Regions from separate parts of the Homo sapiens genome. Here region 2 is linked to region 1. Evidence: chromatin loops called from intact Hi-C (ENCODE). Cell type or tissue: endothelial cell of umbilical vein. All regions are shown on one strand. Links, peaks and the distances in the headings refer to the core of each region. The heading gives the core; the rest is flanking DNA.

What was found. Peaks named below come from ENCODE experiments on the same cell type or tissue, not always from the same donor. Only the 100,000 strongest peaks of a DNase experiment are listed, where the experiment ranks them.
Region 2: it touches region 1 in a loop (17-fold over the local background); 9 of 110 quality-filtered maps call a loop at or near these places.

What each region holds. Positions count from the first base shown.
Region 1 is chr6:9,536,937-9,543,699 of GRCh38, forward strand. No RefSeq gene overlaps it. Among named protein-coding and RNA genes, the nearest start is that of TFAP2A-AS2, 860 kb to the right of the region's middle. In endothelial cell of umbilical vein, for the core only: a CTCF peak has its summit at 3,797 (motif pointing right); DNase peaks (open chromatin) are centred at 3,435 and 3,765; H3K27ac peaks cover 1,234 bases.
Region 2 is chr6:9,247,088-9,253,850 of GRCh38, forward strand. No RefSeq gene overlaps it. Among named protein-coding and RNA genes, the nearest start is that of HULC, 600 kb to the left of the region's middle. In endothelial cell of umbilical vein, for the core only: a CTCF peak has its summit at 3,871 (motif pointing right); a DNase peak (open chromatin) is centred at 3,884.

The sequences.
Region 1 (6,763 bases), core at 707-5,706:
AAAACCTGCTATCATTTGGTCAGGGCTGGAGCAGGGATCAAACACAGGTTTGGGACTATAAAGCTCTACCCTTCCCATCATTCTCTATTTTGGTCTCTAAGCCAACAACAGGCTGGATACTATGTTGTGCAGACAGAATGTATTATTCAAAGTAGAATATATTGGTGGGGAATGGAGTGCTATTACTAATTATCCTGAGACAAGAAAAGCCAGTCAGGCAAAGCAGGATATAGGATCACACTGGTCAGAATATAAAAACAAGGCGTATCTTCAAACTCCAGCTTCCTTAGCAAATAACTTGGGAGTTAGAATATAACTACAAACACAAAAATTTAAGTAGCTTAGAAGATGCAGGTAAGTGATAGCAGTCATAGCTATCCAGACAAGAAAAATACATGCCTTAGGTAGAGGGATATGCTTTACTCATTTCTAAGATCCTCGTACTTGGTACAGTGCTTTGAACATAGTAGAAATTCATTAAATGTTTATTAAATTGAGTCAGACTTCTTTGAGTTGAAGTGTTCAGAGAAAATGAGGGGGGAGGGAATTATAGCTGAGGTTTATGCAAAGTCTTTTCCATTGGCTCATGGTGGCAATAAACTTGTGATTTATGTGACCTTCCCTAAATAAGTCACTAGTGTGATTCTTGAAATATTATTGTGCATTAAAGCTACAAAGCACAATGCATACTAAGCTATGATTAATCACATTGTGGGGAAGGATTGGGGACAGAAAAGGCAGAGATAAGGAAATTCATTTCCTGTTTAAGCAAGAAATATCTTTCAAAAAAATTTTGTTTTTTGAGACGAATCTCGCTCTGTTGCCCAGGCTGGAATGCAGTGGTGAGATCTCGGCTCACTGCAACCTCGCCTGCTGGGTTCAAGCAATTCTCCTGCTTCAGCCTCATGTGCAGCTGGGATTACAGGCATGTGCCACCAGGACCAGCTAATTTTTTTTTTTTGTATTTTTAATAGAGACAGGGTTTGCCATGTTGGCTAGGCTAGTCTCAAACTCCTGACTTCAGGAGATGTGGCCTTCTCAGCCTCCCAAAGTGCTAGGATTACAGGCATGAGCCACCATGCCTGGCTCCTTATAAATATTATTAACCTAAAAATAATTGGCTGATTTCATTAATCTTGGTAGAATAGGTTCTATGATTGACATAATAGGTTGCGTTCAATCTAAATGCCCCACACTGAATTCTTGAGTAAGCACAACTATAATGTTTTGAGGATGCTAATTCATATAAAGTCTTCCCTTTTATATACAACTCATTCCTGATGTCATCCCTAGGTAGTTACATCATGGTGTGCTCAATAATACAATACCGTTCTGTGTTTCTGGTGAGAACAACTAGAATTTATTTTGACGTGGGAGTTGTCACACTTCATAAAATCTCTCTGAATGAATTCAAAGTGATACGTATAGAATCAGTGGGCGTGTCAGTTTGGTAGAAAAAGAAACCTAAGTGACACACTTGGCTTCCTGGTTGTTTAAGACATACATCCTTCAATTTACTGGGCTTCAGGGATTGGGTCTGGGAGTATGTACAAGAAGATCCATGAAGTATTAAGACTGGTGGATGAGGAACTAATTCTGACATCTGGGGCCAGTGTCAACCATCTCTCACTGAACCCTCCCAGGCCCTGCTGCTTTGATTGTAGTCTGCAGTGATTCTCCCCAGAAGAAGAGCTTTTGGCATTAGAAGGGAAGTATGATGTAGTGACTACAAGTATGTACTGGAATCAAGGATGCTGACTTTTAGGTCATCTGTGCCACTGACTAAATGGAAGTCCTTGGTCAAGTCACAGACCTTTTCTGGGCTTCTGGTCTTCATCTTCAAAATTAATGCTTGGTATAAAGCATGCCTAAGGCTCTTCATGTCCCTAATGACATTTCCTTATCCACTTTCTGCAAATATTTGCCATCTTTCTCTGAACTAAGTGGTATCAGAAGGTACACGAGTGCACTCATCCTCACAGCTGGCTAGTAAAGTCAGGAAAATCCACCATCACTGCAAAATTTTTCAAAACAAAGGCTTCTTCTCAGTTTTTACCCCTCCTTCCAAACTTTATTGTATGAAGCTTTGCCCCAGTCCTTTTCTGATTTTTAACCAAACTCAGTTGTCCAAAAACCAAGATGCTGGTAGTTTTCAAAGGTCTAGAGGGTTGGAGAATTGTTAAGTAAAATGTCAATTTCATTAACTGCAATTTTCTGTGTCTTTACTTAAGAAAATGCTTGTGTTAATTGACTAGAAAAGTTCTGCACATACATTAAAATTTATTAAGAAAAGGCTGCATAATTGTTAAGTGACCACAAAGATTCCAAAGGCTAAGGTGGAAAGTTTTCTCAACTGCCCCCTCCAGTAGGAGTGAAGAATTATAACATTTTACTAACCAGTCTGTGCAATGAACTGTGGCTGGAAGATCAGACACGTACATGTAAATACCTTGCTCAGGAGGAGAGAGAGCAGCGAGGACTGCATGTTCCAACTGAACTAAAACACATGGAGATATAGAATGACCCATTCAGCTGAGGATAAGATGGAAACACCTCAAACACCAAGACGATCATAGGAAAGGGCACCCAGCCATGCCTTGGCTATGGCTAATAGATTTCCTGTTAATGATTAAGTCGGAGGAATCCATGGAGTGCATGGCCTCAGTGGCTTCTCAAATCCCAGAATGAGGCATTTGCAGGTGACTTGAAGGTCTGTTAATGATCACTGAAGGTAAAAGCTGCTTGTTGACAGGTCTCTACTTTTTCTTGTGAAATTACTTAGCTCCTCTGGGATAACTGTATAGAACTTTGGATAAAAATATTAAAATTCTATTTAGTTGTACAATGTTTTAATGCAAATTTTTAACCATAAAACCAACCGCTCCATTCAGTTAAATTAATAGAATTACAAAAAAGATGTAATGATAGCAATTAAGTCTTGAAAATGCAAATTTTATAGTCAAGGACAATTACCTCATTTATAGTATATTGGAATGGTGCCAGATGAAGGTAATTTAGATCCTCCCAGCTCACAGTTACATCATGATGGATATCTTCATTTCATTAGTTCAACAAAGATGGGTGAGAAGTTAGACAATACATAAAAAAACTAAAGCGTATTTGACCTTTAGTATAACTAGAACCAGAATTCATTCACTAATTTATCAAGTATTTAATGAGTACCAATTATCTAAAATATTATTTATATATTTTGTCTGCCTTAGAGAAAAAAAAGTCTTTATTTTCACATCTAGAAAGCACTGGTTTGTAGAGAAATCAGATTTCTTCAAAACCAGGCCAGGTTTTTGGTGCTTGGTGAGTATCTTTATGTGCAATGCAGATGACCTAATTTTGTGTTGATTGGAGTGATACCAAGTCTCCCTGCAAAAGAACAATGGGTTTTTCACTAATTATCTTCTCTTTTATTTGAGCCTGCTTCAAGTAATTGTTGGTGTCTTAAAATCATGCAGCTGTGAAAGTTGGGCTACCTAAATGATTACTTTTGTCATTTTAAGATTTTACTATGTACTATCTTATGTTCCATATTTTCACATTATCATCTTGGCTGCAGTTCATTTGTACAACATCCAGAAGTTTATCATTTCCATATTACAGGAAGACAAGTAACTTTACAAAAATTTTTTAAATAGAGAGATTTAATAATAAGAATGTAGGCTTTTCAAACTTCCAATTCTATATTGTCTTAATGCAAATTTTCTGCTTATGTTCATAAAAAAAATCTGCATTGCTCATGATCTCCCCTTTTGCCCTCTAGAGGGCACTAGATCACACTCCTGATGATAAAAGGAGTCAAATTGAAGCCCTATTTGCTGATGTTAAAATTTCCCCTTGAGTCATTATCTTTGGAGAGAAAATTTCTGCTGTCTAAAGGAACCAGTGACTATGAGGAGCAGGTAGTTCACTTCTTGCCACGTTGTTTCTAAACAGAGGGAAAGCAATGCGCTTGGGGGTTTTGAAGACTGGCTGCCCAAGTTCAAACACATGGCTCAGGCACTTCCTGAATATGTAATGTTGGGCAAATTATTTGTTTCTGTGCCTCAGTTTCCTCATCTGTAATATGGGGATAATAATACCTACTCCACAGCATAGCTGTGAAGATTTTAAAAAATGATAATATGTATAAAGAAGTTGGGGAACAGATACAGCCTATAGCAAGCACTATTAGTATTAGAGTTTTTTTCAATATTTTATAGCAAGCACTATTAGTATTAGTTTTTTTAATACCTTTTTTTGGAACATAATCCCCAATAATGATTCTGCGCTACTGCCCCTGGATTTCTTCCTTAGTCCCATGACTCAAATGGGCAAGCCTCTATTAGGACCATCTAAGAGATCTATGCAATTCCCTTACAAGATTCAATATTGGCTTAGCGTACTTTTAAAGAGGCTGATGCCATTGATTCAATAGACGTCAAAACAGAAAGTAAACCTCTTCAAAGTCAGGATGACATAACTTTGTAGTTTTGCTTTCTTGCTCACTTTTGGATAATAAGCCCCAAACCAAAATATCAAGAGTTTATTGTAATGAAAGGCCATAGAAACACATACTAGACAAATGAGTATACAGAATAGATATATGGCCCTTCTTTAGTCTATGGAAAATATTTTATTTTCCTTGAATGCCATATATAGTAAGAGTCATTAGGATTTTTTTCCCCTGGAACTTACATAGCAGCTAGAAGAGCCAATAATGCTTTTGAAATTCAACCTTTGTTTCTAGTGATGATGTCTAAGTCTTTGTGGATTTACTGTCTTGGTTCATTTAGCTAGCAGTAGAACGAGAGTTTTCACAAAATATCCCCCTGGGTCATGGTGGCGGTAGTGGTAATCCTCTATCTTCTTTCTCTCCCTGATATTTATATTTATTTATTACGGTAAGTTTTCTAATGCATAAAAATGTAATGTAAGAAATGATTATAAATCTTTGGCTATATACATGTTCAAAGAGATATTTAAAATTAGTTGTCCCTGATCCTCTCAACGTAGATATTAATTCATCAGTAAGTCAACTGATAGTTTGTGCCATAACCTCTAATAGATCTGGCTTTGCCCTGGAAGCCCATGCAGGCTAAAATCAGCAGCCAACCCTTTGCCTGGATTGTACTTCTAAAAGAGTTAGAGTTTGAAGTGCCGTATAAGTATTTTAAATATATTTGTATTGATGTACACAACCGGTTTGATCATTATTAATGAACTAATCGACTAAATACTGTATTAGATAATCAGTTGGTGGAGCCTAATAATAGTATCAGCTCTAGATGTGAGTATCTCTTGGCGTTCCTGTAGTCTGATTTATGAATGGTATGCTACACATCAATCTTTACACACCCATTCAGAATAAATAAGCAAGATGAAAGGAGATTCACATATTCTTTATAAAGATAAGTCTTATGAGGTAATGGCTCTATGATGGTTAATACACCCTATTCTCATAGCATTATGATAGAACCTAAAACTTAATTGCTCTGTTCAAAAGAGAAATAATGCAATGTTCCTACTTAAAATGGTTTCTTATGCAAAGGCGTAAAATTTCTGGCATTAGAGAAAACAAAAGCGTATCTGGTACTCTAGCTGCTGTGTCTCAGTTGTAAAAATCTCGTCTGTGATCATAATAGGATATTGATTAGTATGGAAGCTATACAAAGCTGAATTGCATTTCTTGGTGGAGTACGAAAGGTCACTGTTTGATTACTCAATAACTTTTCAAATACAAGAAATGCTATTTAAAAGTATGCTTGAATGATTGGTTTGTACTATAAGAGGGAAATGGGGGAAATGGTACTACTTTCGTAAAGGTAGTTAGATGTTAAATTCTTATATCATTTTCTATTCATGTATATTTAACATTCTGTACTATTTTATATACTAGAACATAAACCATTAAATCAAATTATAAGTGCAATTTTACATGTTATCCATGTGATATCTAACTTACAAGACATATAATTCACTTGTTTTTAGGTATTAACTGAGTTTGTCACTATGGCCATCTTATATTTGATGGCATTTATTTTCTGTGATCATAAATATAAGGTACTTCATATTATTATAGAAAATGTAAAAAATACAGAACTATATAAAGAAGATAACAAATTACCAATAATTCTGATATTCTGATTAACTTCTTTCCTCTTTTTATTTATAAAACAATATAAAGTCTTATCATGTATTTATTATATTTGCTACAAGTTATAAATTCAGGATCATTTTATAATAGTTTTAATGATAATTTTCCCCTTTTAACTGGGAATGCACTCTTAGGAATAGTAAATATTCTTGAAAAAATGATTCTTAATAACTGCGTATTATTCTAAATTATGGATAGACCATAAAATATTTAACCTGTTAGTTTGTGCTCATAAATACCTCCGAACTCTCCTGTTTATGTGACCTATAGTTTTGTTAAGAGCCTTGTATGATGGACATCGGCATCATCCTCTTTGATCCCGTTACTTTCTCCTTACATTGCCACTGATTTCCTCTTTTGGCATTACAGGTTTCTTTCTAATCACTGGCACACATGCCCAAGCCCAGGGCTCACTATTTGCTCAAACAAGTATTCACCTTTGATAGATTGAGTAACCTCAATCTGACTTGGCAAAATAAAGAAACCTTATTGAGTCTATTGCAAGGACTGGCTAACAGCATCCCAATACTTGGTTAGAACTCCAACCATATTTACCAAATGTATTAGGATGTTCTTGCATTGCTATAGAGAAATCCCTGAGGCATGGTAATTTAT
Region 2 (6,763 bases), core at 1,154-6,153, 290 kb before region 1:
GCTGCTTTGAAGTTTAGAAAAATGATATGAATAACTACAAACGAATGTCACATTGATTTTTATTTGAGTTAATTATCAACTTTTCAACATGTTTTTCTTTTTATATATACAGTATTTTGAGTGAGTAATAGTCTGAATAGTTACAGAACTTTTTTTTCTTAACTTGTAGGTATGGAAGTCTCAGTTTTTAATTAACTATATATATATATTATAATTTTATAAAGAAAATAATTTGCAAGTATTTGGGAGGGTAAGTAAGTGGTAATATTTCTTATTAAAATCTTATTGGTAGAGAATATAGGAAAAATTAGATGTATAGAGAGCAATCTGTTTGCTCTTGGAAGACAAATATTTATGATTTTATTATAAGATGTAAATTTTCATGACTGGAAAATATGAGAATAAAATTATTTATATCAAGATTCTTCAACCAGTAGAGTATAGGATAATCCAGCCTGTGCACCAGGCTTAGAAACCATGTAATACAGTTATATATGCAACATGAAATTTTTAATCAGAAATCTCTGGATTTAAATATCTAGAAGACATTTGCTATTTTCTAGTTATTAACTTTTAAGTATTTATTTTGTATATAGAAAATATGTGCATGCATACATAATTAGGTTTGATCTGTGCCATCTTACTCTGTATTTTCTGTGCGTTCTTGAATGCTTAATACTTGGGCCACATTGCACACCATGGACTTAAGTCCTAGCATTGTTTCACTAAACTTAATAGGACATTCTTAGAGAGAAAAGTGGGCACTTCTGTCCAGACAATGGGAATCATAGTTTTCAAACAACTTAGCAATGGTGTCATTAGGGGGATGTTAACTGCCAAATACCATTTAAGACATACTTTTCATTTGCTCTGAAAAAGTTGCAGTGCTTTGAAAGTCCTTCCAGATTTCTTTAAATGAAATCCAGAATACATTAAATTAGAACCATTCCTTAGAGGACTTGATTACATACTGATTTTTTAGCAAAGTATAAAGATTAAGCCAACTTTGAGACTTGTAAAGAAAGCACTCTTATTTTAAATAATTGTCTAAAGGTGAAAAGAACCACCTAAATGCACCCTCGCGTATCTACTAGATAGACTGGTTTAGGCACTTATTTTATTTCCAAATTGCGTGTCTGTGGTGTATGACCTCAAAGCACCAGCTACCTTGGATTGCTAATAGTCTTCAGGCTGAAACTGGGTGTCATCAGGCAGAGTGCTCTCCACTTTGGAATTTGCTCTCCATTGAGCAAGCCAAACCAGAGTGTGGTGACCCTGGAGCATGGGGCAAGGCCCATTTATTTACTCAGATTCTGCCTTGGGGCTGAATTCATGAATGAGTGATATTTTGTTTGGGACACAGTAGAAGATGATGAAGTCTAATCCATTTTATCAATATGTTCATGATTCTATTTGTGCGTCTGTGTTTTGTTATTTTAGGTGTTAGTTGTTACGACCTGAAGCATGTGCGTATTTTGATCACTATGCTCTTTTGCAAGGGCAGATTTGAAGAGCACATGCTTCCATAAAGTGAGAAAAAGTTTCCTCTTAGGTGGATTCATTCTTTTCTTTCTGTTGAGTGAAATGGTCTGCTTTTCGGGGCTGCAGGTGTTTAATGCCCATATTTTCCTTTTCTATTCTGGTAGATATTTAAAAACCTTTAAAATAAAATTCCATCATAGAATGAAGACTTGCCTGTAATAAACCCTATCCTTAAATTTGCTTTTTAATAATGTGGAATGCTGACTCTGGCACCAGTTCTAAGTTGGTCTTTTTCATAAACTAGTAAAAGAATTGTTTCTGAGGCTGACCTTTTTATAAGAGCATGTTAGCATACATGTTGGTATGTATTTCCACGTACAAATTTGGATTAATTAAGCTTAAAATTTAATTTGCATTTTCAGGAAAGTTTTGAAATTTTGATTTTGAAATAATGTCTCTCTTTGAAAATCTTGATGATTTAAGGTTATTATTTCCATAGCTTTTCCGGGAGAAAAAGTAGTTACTATGACCCACATTTTATGGATGATAGGGAAAGAATTCCCATTCTTTTTGATCAAATGAGTTAGTGGAGGCCACAAAAGCCAGCCCCACTTCTTGCCAGGGTTATAATTCCCAAGGGTGCAGCTTTTAATTCTGACTAAGAACAATGGCCTAAAAATAAATTAGAGCAATACCTAAAATATTATATGTGAATAACTATTTTGGATCTAAATTCCAAGTTCTTTTTACATTAAAAACACAATGCCTAATGGTTCATAGTTGAGGAAGAGGATTAAGCCGCTTTCTCAAATTTGTTTTACTCCTTTGTGGCTTTAAACCAATCCCTTAATAGGATTTAATTGTGACTTTGACAATTAAGCTTTCTATGTAATGAAAGGCCAGTGGTTGTTTTGGAAAAAGATAAGTGTTATAGGGGGTATTACCTTTGGAAGTTTATGAGTCTAAAAGTCAACGTAATAAAACATTGCAGTCTTAGAGGGAGCCTATGTAAATGTGTTGCTACAGTAGTTAAGTATATAAATGACTTTTCTACTTATATAGACTTCTGCACAGCTCTTATTTATAGCATACAAATATATATTTACCAAAGAGAACTTTAAGAATATATCAGGCCTGGGAACTTTTACTTTCATTGTTTAAATAAATAAATAAATATATATATAAATTACATATATTATTTTTTGTTTGGGTTATTGGTTTATAGTTGCTTCTATGCATGTCTATTTGTTTTCTTTTAAAAAGAATTTTGCAATATTTTTGCACCATATATACTTTATATATATAGTTTATATATATAGTTTATATGTATAGTTTATATATATAGTTTATATGTGTATATATATATGTGTGTGTGTGTGTAAAACAAATGACCTTGATTCAGAAAATTATATTAGCACTGTCAGAATTAGCCTTTGGTATATTATTTAAATAGTCTATATTTCCATGAAGAATGGATTTACTACTTGAATAACTTTAAAAATGGAGTCGAAAAACCCAATAATCTCTTCCCCTAAATTCTACAAATAGAAATCCTTATGCTGTCACCATAAATGGCTTTCCCCACCAAGGGCAAGCCTGCTATGTAGAAGAAACGCTACATTATATTTTTAAGAAATTGTTTTAGAAAGAAAATCATTTTGTTTTCTCAATGTCCATGATATGTAACATGCCATTCTGTTTTAAAACCTAACAACATCTCAACCAATCTCAAGATCAGTTATTAAAGCTTGTCCTGTCTGTCATGAGCTAGTGTTACCTCTTGCAATGTGGCTGGACAGCATTCTTATTCTCACTTATAAAGTGAGATAGAATATTCAGTTCCTCCTGAACACTTTTTTCTTTTTTTTTTTTTAATAATAGAGAGTAGGTTGGCAACAATAGGGGAATGTGCATACAGATGTCAATTTGGGTGTTATTTTAATCACCTCCCTTAGGATGAATATAATCCGTTAGAGATTTATGTAGGTGCACGTGTGAGTGTATGAGATTGTATGACATTTTTTACTCAGATCTATTTTATTATGAAAAAAAATCTTGCAAATGTGTAAATTGCATTGAACACTGCCCGGTCCTCTTCCTTCCTCTCCCTTCTTTTCCTACACTCATCAATGACCCAATTTATGAACATGCAAGCTGGTATTCCTTTTGGTCTATATTCTTACTTAGAAAAGAGAGATCAAAAATGCATCAGCATAGACAAACTGCTGTAATCAGTAAAGTTGGAAGCTGACACACTTATAGAGTCCTGCTTGCCAAAAATAGGATTTCATTTGTACTGGAATTTTTTCCCCTGAACCAGTTTTGCCAATGCTGTAGTAAATGACAACTTTGGGAATGCAGGATTGGGAAACACGATGTTTCAGTAGGTGGCGCTTCAACACAGCCCACCTGCTCGAGGGCTTACGTGAGTGCTCAACTTTCTAATACCTGTGGTGCATCAAAGAGGCTTGGCCCAGTTTGTTAACATCGCAGCCAGACTGTTGTCTCAGGCAATAACGACGTCAAATGCAGCTGAAACATCTAGGCGGGAAGGACTGTTACTGTAGGTCACTGGTAATTATTTTCACACACACACACACACGCACACACACACCTTCATACATACCTACACTAGCTCTACTTCTAAAATTAAAAGCCAGAGAGAGCCAGTCTCAAAATGTCAATGATACTGCAATAATTTCAGCTTCTTATTTATTTTTTGTTTGGGTTATTGGTCTATAGTTGCTTATTGTCTGTTTTCTTTTAAAAAGAATTTTGCAATATTTTTGCACCATTAGTTCTTAGTAAACAAAAAGATTTTCTCTTTCAAATAATATTACTATTTAAATAAAATAAAAGAGTATACAGAAATACCAAAAGTTCATTTTTAAAAATTCAGTAAAAGAAACCATCTGCAGTGAGGCTCCCTAACATGCCTGTAAATTGACATAAACCAGGATGATTAAGTGGATGATAAGCCACATGTCATTGACAAACAGGAATAGAGATGCCTGGAGAGAAATGTACTATAAAGGGCTTCACTGCACCAAGAAAGCTCCCTATGGTCCATTGACCTAAAGATATCTGCAAACTTCATCCAAGAGAAGATGAAGAAGGAGACTAGAATACTTTACAATAACTAGAGACTCATCTTTGAAAAGATGAGAAACTGACTAGTATTTTTTTTCCTGATCTGTCAACCAACATTCAGAGTTCAGAATATCACAGGTATTTTAGATTGTTATGTAATTTGCTAATGTTTTATTGAAATCTTCTAAATATACAATAAATAAATTTCCATAGAAAATACTGTATATTAGGAGGGTTCATTCTGCTTTTCTTTGCCTTTCAATCTGCTGCTTTTATATAAATTGAAATACACATTTTCAGAAGAGTTAGTAAATATAACTTGCATTTAAAAAGTATTCTTTAGTATATCATATTGATATGAAAACTTTATATATAAAGTAATGGCATTTGTAATTGGTATAAAAACAACCCAATTAAATGCATGAAATAAAAGAATAAAAATGCTTTCTGTTTCTCCTAGATCATCTGTTGTTTATTCTATAATTCATGGACACCTAAAAAATGAACAGAAAGATACATTTTGGGTTCTTATATAGTTCTAAAAAGCTTTCAGATAATAAAGCATAGTAATATAATTTTTTAAACGATCAGGGATTAAAATATTGAACACAATTTTTTCCTCCTGAAAAAGGCTGATAGAAAAAAAGCATCAGCTGGCTTTCTTCTTTTGTCTATAATTCTTGATGGAATTATAAATTTAGAAGAAATAAACACAAATTGAATTTTTAAATTCCTTTCTCCCCAAAACCACAGTGTGTATCACTGCTATGATGTAAGTTTTAGTTTTTGTTTTTTTTTAAGAAACATATCTTTCCTATATGCATCTATTAGACTTGGATACTTGCTCTCTCTTTCTGCATATTTTAAAGCTTCCCTATGAAGAAGAAGGAAAAGGGCCCTCTAAAATTTCACATCTTTGTTATTAGAATATATTGACATCCCTTGCTTCGTTGACTTTTTATTACAGTCCGGAGGAAAAAAAAAAACAACAAACGATTGTCAGTGTCAGCTCAGCTCTTTGTTGTGATTCCAAGTGAAGATTTTTGGCATTTTCTCTTTGCTTTCAGCTTTGTGGATTTTCTTTTTCACTCTATCTTATTTTCAGTGGAAGTCAGGTTAAAGACAAACTTGAAAGCTTTAGGATTATTATTTTTCCTTTTCCATAGGCTTTGGCCCACAAAATGCCAACATAAAAGATAGCTTTGCATCAGGCTCCCTTGGCCACTGGGTCCTCCGCTGAGGCCCTGGCATCTGTCAGCGAGGAACACTCCAATCTGGGCTCCCTGCTGAGCTGAGATGTGGCTGCCTCCCCCAATAAAGGGCCACACCGCTCCTGAGCCAAAGCATGGGACCATCTGATGCGAGTCTGGCCTAATGAAAGTCCAGCATGGGGCTAAATGAGTTTCTACCACTGCTGGGTGAGGGGCTAATGATAAAACAGCTCCCTGGGCTCACTGCTGCTGTTGGTATCTTTGTCAGGGCATATGGCAGTTGGCTGAATGCCTTACTTGTGAGATTTCCTAGCAGATTTATCCTGAGAATGTGTTATATCTTCCCTTCTCCACCTCCCTTTGGCCTCCTCTTCAGCTCTTCTGTACTCTTGAGGGTCTCCTGATTGTTGGGCCTTAAAGACTCTCTTTTTATTTTGTAAAATTGTGAATTAAAAAAAAAAACTTGGATGGCAAAACAGAAAAATGGAAGAGATAATGATATTGACTTACATCCAGTGGGTGGTTTTATTTCCTTTGGAACATTATAAGCTAAAAGCATAAATTTCACAAGCCAGAGAAACAATCAGCTTGAAACTTGTTGAATACAGTAATGCTACTCAAAATTTTCTTTATCATGTGCTCTTTCCTTCTTTCTTTCTTCCAATGTACAATCCATCACTTCTATAATGTATTTAGGAATTTATAATAAATGATAAATAAGTGATTTCAAAACTTTTTCATTACCAACATTTTCCAGTTGATTTAATTAAATACTATACAGAAAAAAAAGTTTCTTTGGTTTACTCACTATCCTTGTCCTTAGTATCCTGAGAGAAGACACATTTTGGGAGATTCTAATTTATGGGTGCATTGCATAGGCCAGTTTTTTTTTTTTTTTTGGATATGTTTTGGTTTGATGTATGTAGATTTAGAGCACAATTTGAATTGCTATGGGAAAGTGCCTACAATAAAAACTAAAG